Linked DNA regions of Homo sapiens: all the other regions are linked to region 4. The links are chromatin contacts, found by Hi-C or POLR2A ChIA-PET in ENCODE. All regions are on one chromosome and are shown on one strand. Each heading gives the region's core, a stretch centred on a gene start or an enhancer-like site at or near the end of the contact. The rest is flanking DNA. Distances are from core to core; before and after follow the strand shown. Region 1 overlaps GATAD2A (GATA zinc finger domain containing 2A). Region 2 holds the start of NDUFA13 (NADH:ubiquinone oxidoreductase subunit A13). Region 3 overlaps GATAD2A (GATA zinc finger domain containing 2A). Region 4 holds the start of ZNF101 (zinc finger protein 101).

The links. Hi-C counts contacts between places; a loop is a spot of excess contacts on that map. ChIA-PET counts read pairs that join two places held with the same protein, here RNA polymerase II (POLR2A). Pooled maps may share reads with other maps.
Region 1: a loop to region 4 is called in a pooled map, with 3 times the contacts of the local background. The contact joins the enhancer-like site here to the promoter of ZNF101 in region 4. A Hi-C loop is called at or near these places in 7 of 50 pooled maps. POLR2A ChIA-PET finds 5 or more read pairs at or near these places in 2 of 52 experiments (CD4-positive, alpha-beta T cell and Caco-2).
Region 2: a loop to region 4 is called in a pooled map, with 3 times the contacts of the local background. The contact joins the promoter of NDUFA13 here to the promoter of ZNF101 in region 4. A Hi-C loop is called at or near these places in 1 of 168 maps with a recorded cell type or tissue (B cell), 2 of 37 single-sample maps with no recorded cell type and 11 of 50 pooled maps. POLR2A ChIA-PET finds 5 or more read pairs at or near these places in 24 of 52 experiments (B cell, CD4-positive, alpha-beta T cell, CD4-positive, alpha-beta memory T cell and 18 more).
Region 3: a loop to region 4 is called in a pooled map, with 2.8 times the contacts of the local background. The contact joins the enhancer-like site here to the promoter of ZNF101 in region 4. A Hi-C loop is called at or near these places in 1 of 37 single-sample maps with no recorded cell type and 6 of 50 pooled maps. POLR2A ChIA-PET finds 5 or more read pairs at or near these places in 1 of 52 experiments (activated naive CD4-positive, alpha-beta T cell).

The regions. Positions count from the first base shown.
Region 1 is chr19:19,488,404-19,491,103 of GRCh38, reverse strand. The region is part of intron 2 of GATAD2A (GATA zinc finger domain containing 2A); the gene reads right to left. Among named protein-coding and RNA genes, the nearest start is that of TSSK6, 26 kb to the left of the region's middle. RefSeq lists enhancers at 410-704, 554-803, 1,562-1,841, 1,361-2,144, 1,079-2,278 and 1 more. Within about 2 kb of position 1,308, at least 40 of the 41 ENCODE cell types and tissues checked have a DNase peak (open chromatin) inside an H3K27ac peak, as active enhancers do; they include CD4-positive, alpha-beta T cell, where a contact is called at or near this core.
Region 2 is chr19:19,514,864-19,517,563 of GRCh38, reverse strand. NDUFA13 (NADH:ubiquinone oxidoreductase subunit A13) reads right to left here and starts at 1,339. Exons shown (of 5, transcript NM_015965.7): 1 at 1,232-1,339. The coding sequence starts at 1,325. It overlaps TSSK6 (testis specific serine kinase 6), which reads left to right and starts at 2,016. Exons shown (of 1, transcript NM_032037.4): 1 at 2,016-2,700. The coding sequence starts at 2,137. RefSeq lists an enhancer at 1,161-1,440 and a silencer at 1,651-1,770.
Region 3 is chr19:19,444,759-19,447,458 of GRCh38, reverse strand. The region is part of intron 1 of GATAD2A (GATA zinc finger domain containing 2A); the gene reads right to left. Among named protein-coding and RNA genes, the nearest start is that of MIR640, 11 kb to the right of the region's middle. RefSeq lists an enhancer at 1,339-1,458. Within about 2 kb of position 1,383, at least 8 of the 41 ENCODE cell types and tissues checked have a DNase peak (open chromatin) inside an H3K27ac peak, as active enhancers do.
Region 4 is chr19:19,667,422-19,670,121 of GRCh38, reverse strand. It overlaps ZNF101 (zinc finger protein 101), which reads right to left and starts at 1,283. Exons shown (of 4, transcript NM_033204.4): 1 at 1,156-1,283. The coding sequence starts at 1,158. RefSeq lists enhancers at 462-1,027, 1,028-1,594 and a silencer at 874-1,073.

The DNA of each region.
Region 1 (2,700 bases), core at 59-2,558, 180 kb after region 4:
TAGTCTGATTTTCCCTTTCCTGTGAACGATCCTCTAGGATGTATGTGTACAGCTGACACTACTGAAGGCGCAAGGCTGAACACCTGCTGTGGTGTCGCTGACCCAACGCAAGTCCCAAAGATGGCACTTTGTCCCCAACCAAGCAGCTCCATTTGCTGACGGCACAAGGCAAACTGTCCCTGATGATCTGGGTTCATTGTATTCTCTTTCTTCTTTTTTGAGATGGAGTCTTGCTCTGTCGCCCAGGCTGGAGTGCCGTAGTGCAATCTCGGCTCACTGCAACCTCCACCTCCCCGGTTCAGGTGATTCTCCTGCCTCAGCCTCCTGAGTAGCTGGATTACAGGCATGCACCATCATGCCGGGCTAATTTTTTTTTTGTATTTTTGTACAGACAGGGTTTCACCATGCTGGCCAGGGTGGTCTTGAACTCCTGACCTCAGATGATCCGCCCGCCTCGGCCTCATTGTACATTCATCGAAGTGAATCAAGTCCATTTTTTTTGTCAGCAGGAAAACCAGCCAAGGACAGACACGTCCTCTAGGTGGCACTGTGACCCAGAGAACAAACTCGGACAAAGTTAACTGGTTGCCGCAGCTCAAAGTTGTCCTGGCTCTTGCTGTGCCAGGGTCTAGTTGATAATTAGACCCCGGCAGGGTTGAGGAGAGTCGCTAGGATGAAGAACCTGACTCTGCTCTAGCAGCCCTCGGGACCTCTGAGGTCCCCTCCACACCCATGAGCTGCGTCCTCAGGGAAGGGTAGACACAGAGCACCAGAGGTTAAGGCTTCACCAATGCTACCCTGGACTCGCCAGATGCTGGACTCAGGAACCGCTTTACTTGCTCTCCTCTGGTCCCTCCTAATTCCACCCACCACAGCTACGTGGTGGCTGTACCTGAACGCTGGTCCTAGCCCTGATGAAGCAGCTTCTCACCAGAGACCTGGGCGTGGACAGAAAGGTACGATTTCGAAGTATACAATCCCCCAGGCAAGGGGTTATCAGCCCACATTCTGAAGCCCAGAACCGGGTAGTTTGTTTCTAAAGTAACCCAGGACACCTCACTCAGGTCTTAGCAAACCGCCAGCATGTCTCTCCTTGCTGCCGGCCCCATGCCGCCCAAGATCGACTTTCAAGGTGACCTCAGGGCTCTAATTCCAGGTTCCCTGGACGTGTACACACACTGAGCACCTCAGAGGCAGGCAGTCCCAAGGCTTCAGCACAGAGGTGCAGCAGCTGGCCTCCACCCAGGTGGCCTCCAAAGTGAACAGGGGAGCAGGGGGCCAAGGCAGCATCTTGTATAGAGTTACAGACACAATTCCTGGGCTAGCATGAGCTGAAATGAAATGACAGCCAAGCTCTAAGGGACTTAACCCTTCTTATCATCTTATTGAGGGCGTGTGCTTCTTCCAGAGGTGAGATGTCTAATAAAATTCAAACCTGCCTGAAGGAAGAGGGTAGGCGAGGGGTCCAGACCACCTAGCAGCTGAAGCTGCCTGAGAGGGCTGCTCTGCCCACAGCGCTCCCTGGCCCCATCTTGGCCTGCGACTAATCAATAACTCATCCAAGAGATGATGTCACCACCCATCAATGATCACTCAGCATCCCAGCAGCCAGCAGGGAGTGAACTTCCTGTATGCTAATCAGGCCACCAAAAAGTCATGTGACAAAGGCATTTCCCTCCTTGGTCACATGACCCTTTAACTGTGCCTTCCAACGTGAAAACCATGGCAACGGCCAGTTCCAACCGGTTTGTGACACGCAGCCTTCATTTTGAGAAGGGAGGTAAAGGTTCAGGTACTGTCAGAAAATGGAGGCGCCAGGCTCACCCCAGGGCTGTGGAGCTGCAGGCACTTCCTGTGTGGCGCCAGCCCACAGGGGACTGTTGCTGCACCACAGGCTCCAGTCACCTCTACATACACCGCACACAGCAGGGTCACTGGCCCCTCTAAGTTTCTAAAATGAAAAACTTTGTTAAGCTCACTTTTTAAAGGAGAGAGGCTTTAAGAGTCTCAGTACTTTCTAAAAGAGATCTTTAATTCAGGAAAAAGAGCATGTGGCTCAAAATGATTGCAGGCATTATTTCAGGGAAATATTTAATTATAAAAACTGTCTAAAGTAAACAAAACCAGTGGAAATCTAGCCCAACATGCTGAGAGGGATGGCATCGTGGCCCAGGGACAGCGTCTGCCATTCACTCCACAGCAGCCGTCCCGGGCACCAAGTTTATTTGGAAGTGATGTGATAGTTCAGGACAAATCCCATAAGCCCGTCCTGCCCATCTTGAGAAGCCTTAATGTAAAACGTAGTGATCAAGAGATTTTATGTGACCTACAAAAATCCCTGGAAGCAGGCCAGGCTGTTATCAGCGTAAATGGTCTCACCCGCTCGCTGACACGCACCACCCCCACTCCCTGACCCGCTGGCACTGGCCCTGACCTCACAAGCACAGAAATTCTGTTACCTGCCAGGAACTTCCATAGAATTTCCTGGAGGAGAGGCCGGGATTATAAACTTAAATTGAGACACGATCCCACTTCCACAGCAAAAGGTTATGGCTTTCAGCTGCTCAGCAACCAGCGGCCAGTACGTGGTTAATATTTAGTGTCCCCTCAGCCAGTGCCGGGAAGGAGCTGTCCTTGGAGGCTGGGACCTTTGTGGTTCTCTGAACAGGCCTGCCTGGTATGCAGGAAAGACATACCCCT
Region 2 (2,700 bases), core at 90-2,589, 150 kb after region 4:
GCATAACATGTAATTTAAATGTAAAGTTTGATTTGTTAAGAGACATGCATTCTGCCGAGCACGGTAGCTCATGCCGATAGTCCCATCACTTTGGGAAGCCGAGGTGGGTGGATCACTTGAGCCCAGGACTTCGAGACCAGCCTGGGCAAGATGGCGAGATCCCATCTCTATAGAAAATACAGAAAGCTGGGCGCATGCTTGTAATCCCAGCTTCTCAGGAGGCTGGGGTGGGAGGATGGCTTGAGCCCAGGAGGCGGAGGTTGCCAAGAAATCACTCCAGCCCAGGCAACAGAACCATACCGTCTTAAAAAAAAAAAAAGAAATGTATGTATTCACTCTTAGATTACGTTTAAAAGTTTCTATTTGTCTGTTAACCTGGGGACTGAGTATGGGCGCCTTTTAAGTTCTCTTTTTCAATTTTCTGTGCTGAGCCCGATAACAAAATTTAACGTGTTACTTAAACATTTGAAAACTTTACGCCGGGCATGGTGGCTCACGCCTGTAATCCCAGCACTTTGGGAGGCCGAGGTGGGCGGATCATCCGAGGTTGGGAGTTCGAGACCACCCTGACCAACATGGAGAAACCCCGTCTCTACTAAAAACACAAAGTTAGCCAGGCGTTGTGGCACATGCCTGTAATCCCAGCTACTCAGGAGGCTGAGGCAAGAGAATCGCTTGAACCCAGGAGGCGGAGGTTGCGGTGAGCCGAGATGGCGCCATTGCACTCCAGCCTGGGCAACAAGAGCAAAACTCCGTCTCAAAAAAAAAAAATTGAAAATTTAAAGAATATGGATTCCTGTGACACCATGCAGGCGGGGGCTGCCAGCAGGGAACCACTGCATAGAACATCTTGTAAATTCCCTCCAGGTTCCGGGTTGCGGCCTCAGCTTTGCCTTGGGGAGCCGCGGCCTTCTTTGGGCCTCAGTTTCCCCATCTTAGAAATCCAAGGGTGGCTGAGGGCCAGAGCACAGGCTATGACTCAGTTTAACCCACTGTAAAACGTAAATAACTAGAGGGACCGATTTCCTGGGCTGTTACGAGAAGGAAGAGGAGCTGGGAAAGACCTCAACAAACTGCAGCACTTAGCGTTATTACAGAAGCTATGATGGATCCCCGGGCTCCGCCTCCGGTCACACCGCCGGGAAAACTGAGGCCCGCCTGTGTCCCCGGAACCCCGCCCCCGAGCCCCGAGTGCCCAGACTCTGAGACCCCGGCGCAGAGTGATACTGACCCGACAGTCCTCGACGCGGCAAGTTCCGTTTGTAGTCGATGGGCCCATAGCCCCCCGGCGGAGGCATGTCCTGCTTCACCTTTGACGCCGCCATACTCGCAGTATCCCACACTTCCGGTCCCGGGCGGAAGTGACTTACTGCCACCGCCATGATGAGTGTGGCGGAAGCACTTGAGATGGTCCGCGGCACGGCTAGGAAGTCCCGGACAGTAGTGTAACTATCCGACCGCGCGGGAAAGCTCTGGCGGCGGACCCTGGGTAGGAATGCGCTGCCGGGCTGCAGCTGAGGGGTCTTTACTCCTCTTTTGCCCAGACAGGGCGTGACTCGCCTTGGTTCTTGCATTATAGGCCCTCGCGTTCACCTTGCCTCTGGGGTGTTGCGCAGGCCAGTCAGAAACTCCGAGCTCTCAAAGGAGCCAGGTGCCCCAGTTAAGGCCCCTTTTCCCGTTTTCGCCCCGTCTAGGGACTCTACGCGAAGCCCAGGGCTCCACGTAGTCACGGGCTGGGTACATGATGTTGGGGGGCAGCTGCTGCTCGAAGTCGGACTCACCCCAATCCCTGGAACGGATTCTGCTCCCTGGTGGTGATGGGTATCCCTTGCTAGTGGCCTCTCATCGGAAACTGACCATTCAGGATGATTATGAGTCACAAAGCAGGGAGGCTAGGGTGGCCCCGGGGCGGGGTCCCGGACCCCCACCCTAAGGCGGAGTGACGCCCGCAGTCACTTCACAAGGCAAAAATTGTTACGGGGCAATAAAAGGCACAACAGCGGCCAATGTCTGGCAGTGGGCACATGGGGGTGCGGGGGTGTAGGTGCCAAGCGCCATGGCTTAGACCCGAGATTGGAGTCCGGCCGCCCCCCGACAGCAGCCGCCTCCTGCCCCCCGTGCGCCCTAGGCGCCACCATGTCGGGAGACAAACTTCTGAGCGAACTCGGTTATAAGCTGGGCCGCACAATTGGAGAGGGCAGCTACTCCAAGGTGAAGGTGGCCACATCCAAGAAGTACAAGGGTACCGTGGCCATCAAGGTGGTGGACCGGCGGCGAGCGCCCCCGGACTTCGTCAACAAGTTCCTGCCGCGAGAGCTGTCCATCCTGCGGGGCGTGCGACACCCGCACATCGTGCACGTCTTCGAGTTCATCGAGGTGTGCAACGGGAAACTGTACATCGTGATGGAAGCGGCCGCCACCGACCTGCTGCAAGCCGTGCAGCGCAACGGGCGCATCCCCGGAGTTCAGGCGCGCGACCTCTTTGCGCAGATCGCCGGCGCCGTGCGCTACCTGCACGATCATCACCTGGTGCACCGCGACCTCAAGTGCGAAAACGTGCTGCTGAGCCCGGACGAGCGCCGCGTCAAGCTCACCGACTTCGGCTTCGGCCGCCAGGCCCATGGCTACCCAGACCTGAGCACCACCTACTGCGGCTCAGCCGCCTACGCGTCACCCGAGGTGCTCCTGGGCATCCCCTAC
Region 3 (2,700 bases), core at 134-2,633, 220 kb after region 4:
GCTGTGCCATGAAGTGGGGGAGTGGGGGGTCTGTATCAGTGCTTCTTTGGTAAAACATGATACTTAATAATACGGAAGCAAAGCCCTGGCCAGAAGGTCCTGCTGGCCTGACCATAATCCAGCCACCCCTGTGCCCGTCCCCCAAGTCCAACCAACCCCTCTCCTGTTCTCTCAGCTGGAGCCACACTGACATCCTGGCTCACTCCCACCTCAGGGCCTTTGCATCTCCACTCCCCCAGGTCTCAGCTGATAATGCAAAGTGAGAAACGCTTCCCCTCCACACATGCCCCCCAGGGGGTCTCTATCCCCTTTCCTGCCTCATCACCACTTGACATGCTATTTATTCACCTCTCTGTTTGTGGGCTTCCACCCCCAGGATATCAAGGGACACCTATTTCTCTAGCACTACCATCCAAGGGCCCATGCAGGCACAATGCTTTGCACAGAAGAAGCAATGTATACGCATTTGTTAAACAGATTTGAAATAGTACTTTCAGAACTCCCAACTACCACTGCCCTTCAACCTCCTTCCCGGTTAATGCCAAAATGTCTTCATCCTGACAGAAAAGATAATGATCAAAACCAAACAAAACCTGGCCAGGCACTATGCAGTGGCCCACGCCTGTAATCCCAACACTTTGGAAGACCGAGGAGGGAGGATCGCTTGAGGCCAAGAGTTTGAGATCGGCCTGGGCAACATAGTGAGACTGTCTCTACAAAAAAATAAAAACAAAACAAAATCTTTACATCACCCCATATATGAAAATTAACTCAAAATGGATGAAAGACCCAAGTATTAGGAGCTAAATCCATAAAACTCTTAGAAGAAAAAACACAGGAGAAAAATGTCATGACTTGGTGTTTGGCAAACAGTCTTACATATAAGCACAATATCAAAAAAAGAAAAAAGATAATTTGGACTGCATCAAAATTAAAATCTTTTGTGCAAAGGGCATTATAGAATAAAAAAAAAAACACCCATAGAATGGGAAAAAATTATAGCAAATCATACACCTGATAAGGGTCTAGTGTCCAGAACATATGAAGGATCCTTACAACTCAGCAACAAAAAGACAAGCAACCCAATTAAAAAACAGCCAAAAGACTTGAACAGACATTTCTCCAAAGAAGAGAGACGAATCACCAATGAGCATGTGAAAAAGACTCTGTCTCAGTGTCATTAGTCATGAGGGAAATGCAAATCAAAACCACCATGAGAAACCGCTTCACACCCACTAGGATGGCTACAATCAAAAAAGCCAATTAAGTATTGGTAAGGATGTAGAGAAATTGGGACCCTCATACACTGCATAGTGCAAAGTAAAATGGTAAGAGTGACATGGAAAACGGTGGAAAGTAAAACGGTAGAGTGACGTGGAAAACAGTGGAAAGTAAAACAGTAGAGTGATGTGGAAAACGGTCTGCCAGTTCCTCAAAAAGTTAAACGCAGAGTTCCCACATGAGCCTGGGCAGGGCCTCCAGCCCACGGCATCACCATGCTCCCGAGTGTCCTGCAAGTCCACTTGTAGGTATATCCAAGAGAGCTGAATATAGGTATTCAAAAAAAAATGTGCAGGTGAATGTTAAAAGCAACATTATCCACAATAGCCAAAAAGCAGAAAACAACCCAAATGTCCATCAATGGATGAATGGATAAACAAAATGTGGTCCATCTAGACAATGGAATATTATTTGGCCATAAAAAGGAATGAAACTCTGACACAATGTGACTGAACTTTGAAAACATCATGCTAAGTGAAAAAAAGTCAGACAAAAAGGCCACATATTGCATGATCCCATTTATATGAAATGCCAGAAGAGGCAAACCCAGAGACAGAAAGTAGAATAAGTGGCTGCTGGGAGGGTGGAGAGCAGAGTCAAGGAAAAGGCAGTGACTGCTAATGGGGACAAGGTTTCTTTTGGGGTGGGGGTGATGAAAATGTTCTAGAATTACAGGTGATGGTTGCACAATACTGTGAATGGGTTAAATGCCACTAAACAACACACTTTAAAAACGTTAAAACTGGTGAATATTCTACCATGTGAATTTTACATGCTTTTTTAAAGAGGTGAGAAAAGAAAACAAAAACAAAAATACTAATTCCAATAGCCATGAACCCCTCTAGAGCTACTAAAATACTAACAGGCAAAAGCAGGTTTGCTGTGACCCCAACAGCACAGAACTGGGTCCTTCAGTAAACATGCTCCTTTTATACAACAAGACCCCAAACAACCACACTGCCATCAGCCATCAGCCATCAGGGTAGGCAGCCTCTATGTCACCACCAACCACGAGTCCTACAGGACAACTGCAGGAGGCTGCAGCAAGCCCACTGTACACATGGGAACTCAGAACCATCTCCCAGCTAAAGATCCAATGCCTGGGAGTATGAGAATGTGGGACACATAAGGGAGAATTCACCAAGGAGGAGCCAAGGCAGAAAGAGGAAGTGGCCTCAGAGGGCTGGAATCACAAGAGTTACTACCAGCAGAGCCCCACCTCAGCCAGGCCTTATCACAGGCCCTACACTGCCTAAAATCCAAATAAAACAAAACTGCCATGGTGGCTTTTTTTTTTTTTTTTTTAAGGGACGAGGTCTCACTCTGTTGTCCAGGCTGGAGTGCAGAGCCACAATCATGACTCACTGCAGCCTCAACCTCCAGGGCTCAAGCAATCCTCCCACCTCAACTTCCTGAGTA
Region 4 (2,700 bases), core at 34-2,533:
CAGGACAGACTTTTCACCCGTTCTTCCGAGGGCAGCTGGAAGAAGTCCCTGGACGGTCCTGAAACCCAGGACCAGAAAGATAGGAGGGTGGGCTGAGGACCCAATACCCTGTGAAGTTCCCAAGAGAAGCCTCCACCCAAAGACTGTCTGATAAGGTGGCCGCGCCTAGGGAAGGTAAAAAGAGGGCAGGCACAGTGATTTTTTTTTTTTAACATCGGAGTGTCAGGGGGTTATTTTCTGCTTTGCTCGCATGTGAAATGTTCACAAACGGAAAATGAACTTTTTAAGAAGTGCCATCTAGGGCTCCTTGGAAAAGATGACAGTTAAAACACTGGGTCTTGCCAGGCGCAGTGGCTCAAGCCTGTAATCCCAGCACTTTGGGAGACCGAGGCAGGCAGATACCTGAGATCAGGACTTCAGCACGGCCAACATGGTGAACCTGTCTCTACTGAAAATACAAGTTAGCCGGACGTGGTGGCGGGCACCTGTAATTCCAGCTACTCAGGAGGCTGAGGCAGGAGAATCACTTGAACCCGGAAGACGGAGGCTGCAGTGAGCCCAGACAGTGCCACTGCACTCCAGCCTGGGCGACAGAGTGAGACTCCGTCTCAAAAATAATAGAAATAATGATAATAATAATAATGTGAAGTGGATGTACTGGAGGGAGAACTTAGGGTTGGGGAATGCGGGGAAATTTAGGGATTTACTGCAGCCCTGGGAGGAGCGAAGCTGGGGGACGGGGTCGTGGGTTTGAAACCCAGCTTCCCACACCTTTGGAAGACTCCGAAGGAAACGGGGACCGCCTAAGGGAGGAGGAACTGGGGACCCCACAGGCCACGGCTCCTCCCGCACGAACCCCACACCCGAGGCGGGATTCCCCCTAAGACCCTCCTGAGGCCCCCGCACGATCTGGGGAGACGCGGGGCTGCGGGCGCGGAGCTGCCCTGAGAGGGCTCCGGGGCCGGGACAGGACACCCGGGGTCCCGGCGGCTGGTCCAGCTCCACCCGGCGACCGAGGGGACCAAGGGTCGAGCTGCGCCTGGGGGACTCGGGTCCCAGACCCCCACAGTCGCCGCGGGGAGGCCCAGGTCCAGCCACTGCCGGTTCCGACCAGCTCCTCCTCAGGTCTCCGGACGCCCGGCTCCGCACGCTCACCATTTCCGGCTTCCGGGTGTCCTGGGTCCTTCCTGGGGCTGGAGCAGCCAGAACAGGTCCCACACGACAAAATCAGCCGTATCCGGGGCACCAGGGGCTCCCCGAGGAACTAAAACCCGGACCCGAATGGGGGGCCGGCGGGAAATGAGACCGCTTCGGGCTTTGGAAGTTGCCCCTCCTCCCGGCGCACCTGATTGGACAGTTTGCCGCACAGCGCCTCTGACTGGCTGGTGCCCCAGGTCCCGCCCCTGGGGCTTGAGCGACAGGAGAGGTGATCGGAATCCTCAAATAATCCGCTCGCTGTGTGGGGTGTGACTGACAGGTGCTACCCACAGCCCCTCGCTGGGACCTTGGACCTGGACTTGCATGGAAGCAGAACTTGCTCCCGTTAGGGTCAACCCAACCAGACTGTTCCCCTCCTTCCCCCATCAGTCTTACAATACAGTCCTTTGTGACCGCCACACAACTCCCCCCGGGCTAGAAGTAGACCTCCTCCCCACTGACCCTTCCAGTAACTGTTTGTTCAAAAGACTTCAGCTGAACCGGCAGACAGTTCCAGGATGCGGTCACAACACCTGCCCACCTTGCATAACAAAGCTGGCAAAAACATCTCCAGGATGCGGTCAGGACACCTGCACCCCCGACTCAGTTCTCACACCCCAGCCCAGTTCCTCGCCCTATAAAGCCCTGCTGTAGTCTGTAAGCGGGGCTGCCTCCTCTAACTGTGGGGGAGCAGCCCAGCAGGTTAATAAAACTTACTTGACTGACTTCAGGTCTCTTCGTCCTTTCGGCTGACCTTACAGCTCCTGGTTTTCCGGAGCAGGCCCTGTCGGCTTCCTGTACTCAGTGGGTCCTTCCTGCTGCTTTTTTTTTTTTTTTTTGAGACGGAGTTTCGCTCTTGTTGCCCAGGCTGGAATGCAATGGCACGATCTCAGCTAACTGCAACCTCCGCTTTCCGGTTTCAAGCGATTCTCCTGCCTCAGCCTCCCGGGTAGCTGCGATTACAGGCGCCCACCACCACTCCCGGCTAATTTTTGTATTTTTAGTAGAAATGGGGTTTCACCATGTTGGCCAGGCTGGTCTCGAACTCCTGATCTCGTGATCCGCCGGCCTCGGCCTCTCAAAGTGCTGGGATTACAGGCGTGAGCCACCGCGCCCAGCCGCCTCCTGCTTCTTTTTCCGGAACACCGGTCACATGAGTGTGCACGGAATTCCAGACTCCGTGTTCAGTGAAGCCATCCCTCCACCTTGGAGCTGGAGAGACTCCCAGGTCACAATGGAACAGGTAGGAGGCCCTGATGTCCTCCAGAGATCAGGAATTTATGAGGCTATTGGTCCCATGGCCAAGGCTTCCTACACGTTACTTCTTCTCAGGCTACTCCTTTTCAGCCAAGAAAATAAAAACATGCCTTAAAGGGAACAAAATTATTAAATGCAGGGAAAAACTGGAGTAAACCACTTTTTTTTTCTTTTTTTTTGAGACGGAGTCTGGCTCTGTCGCCCAGGCTGGAGTGCAGTGGCACGATCTCAGCTCATTGCAACCTC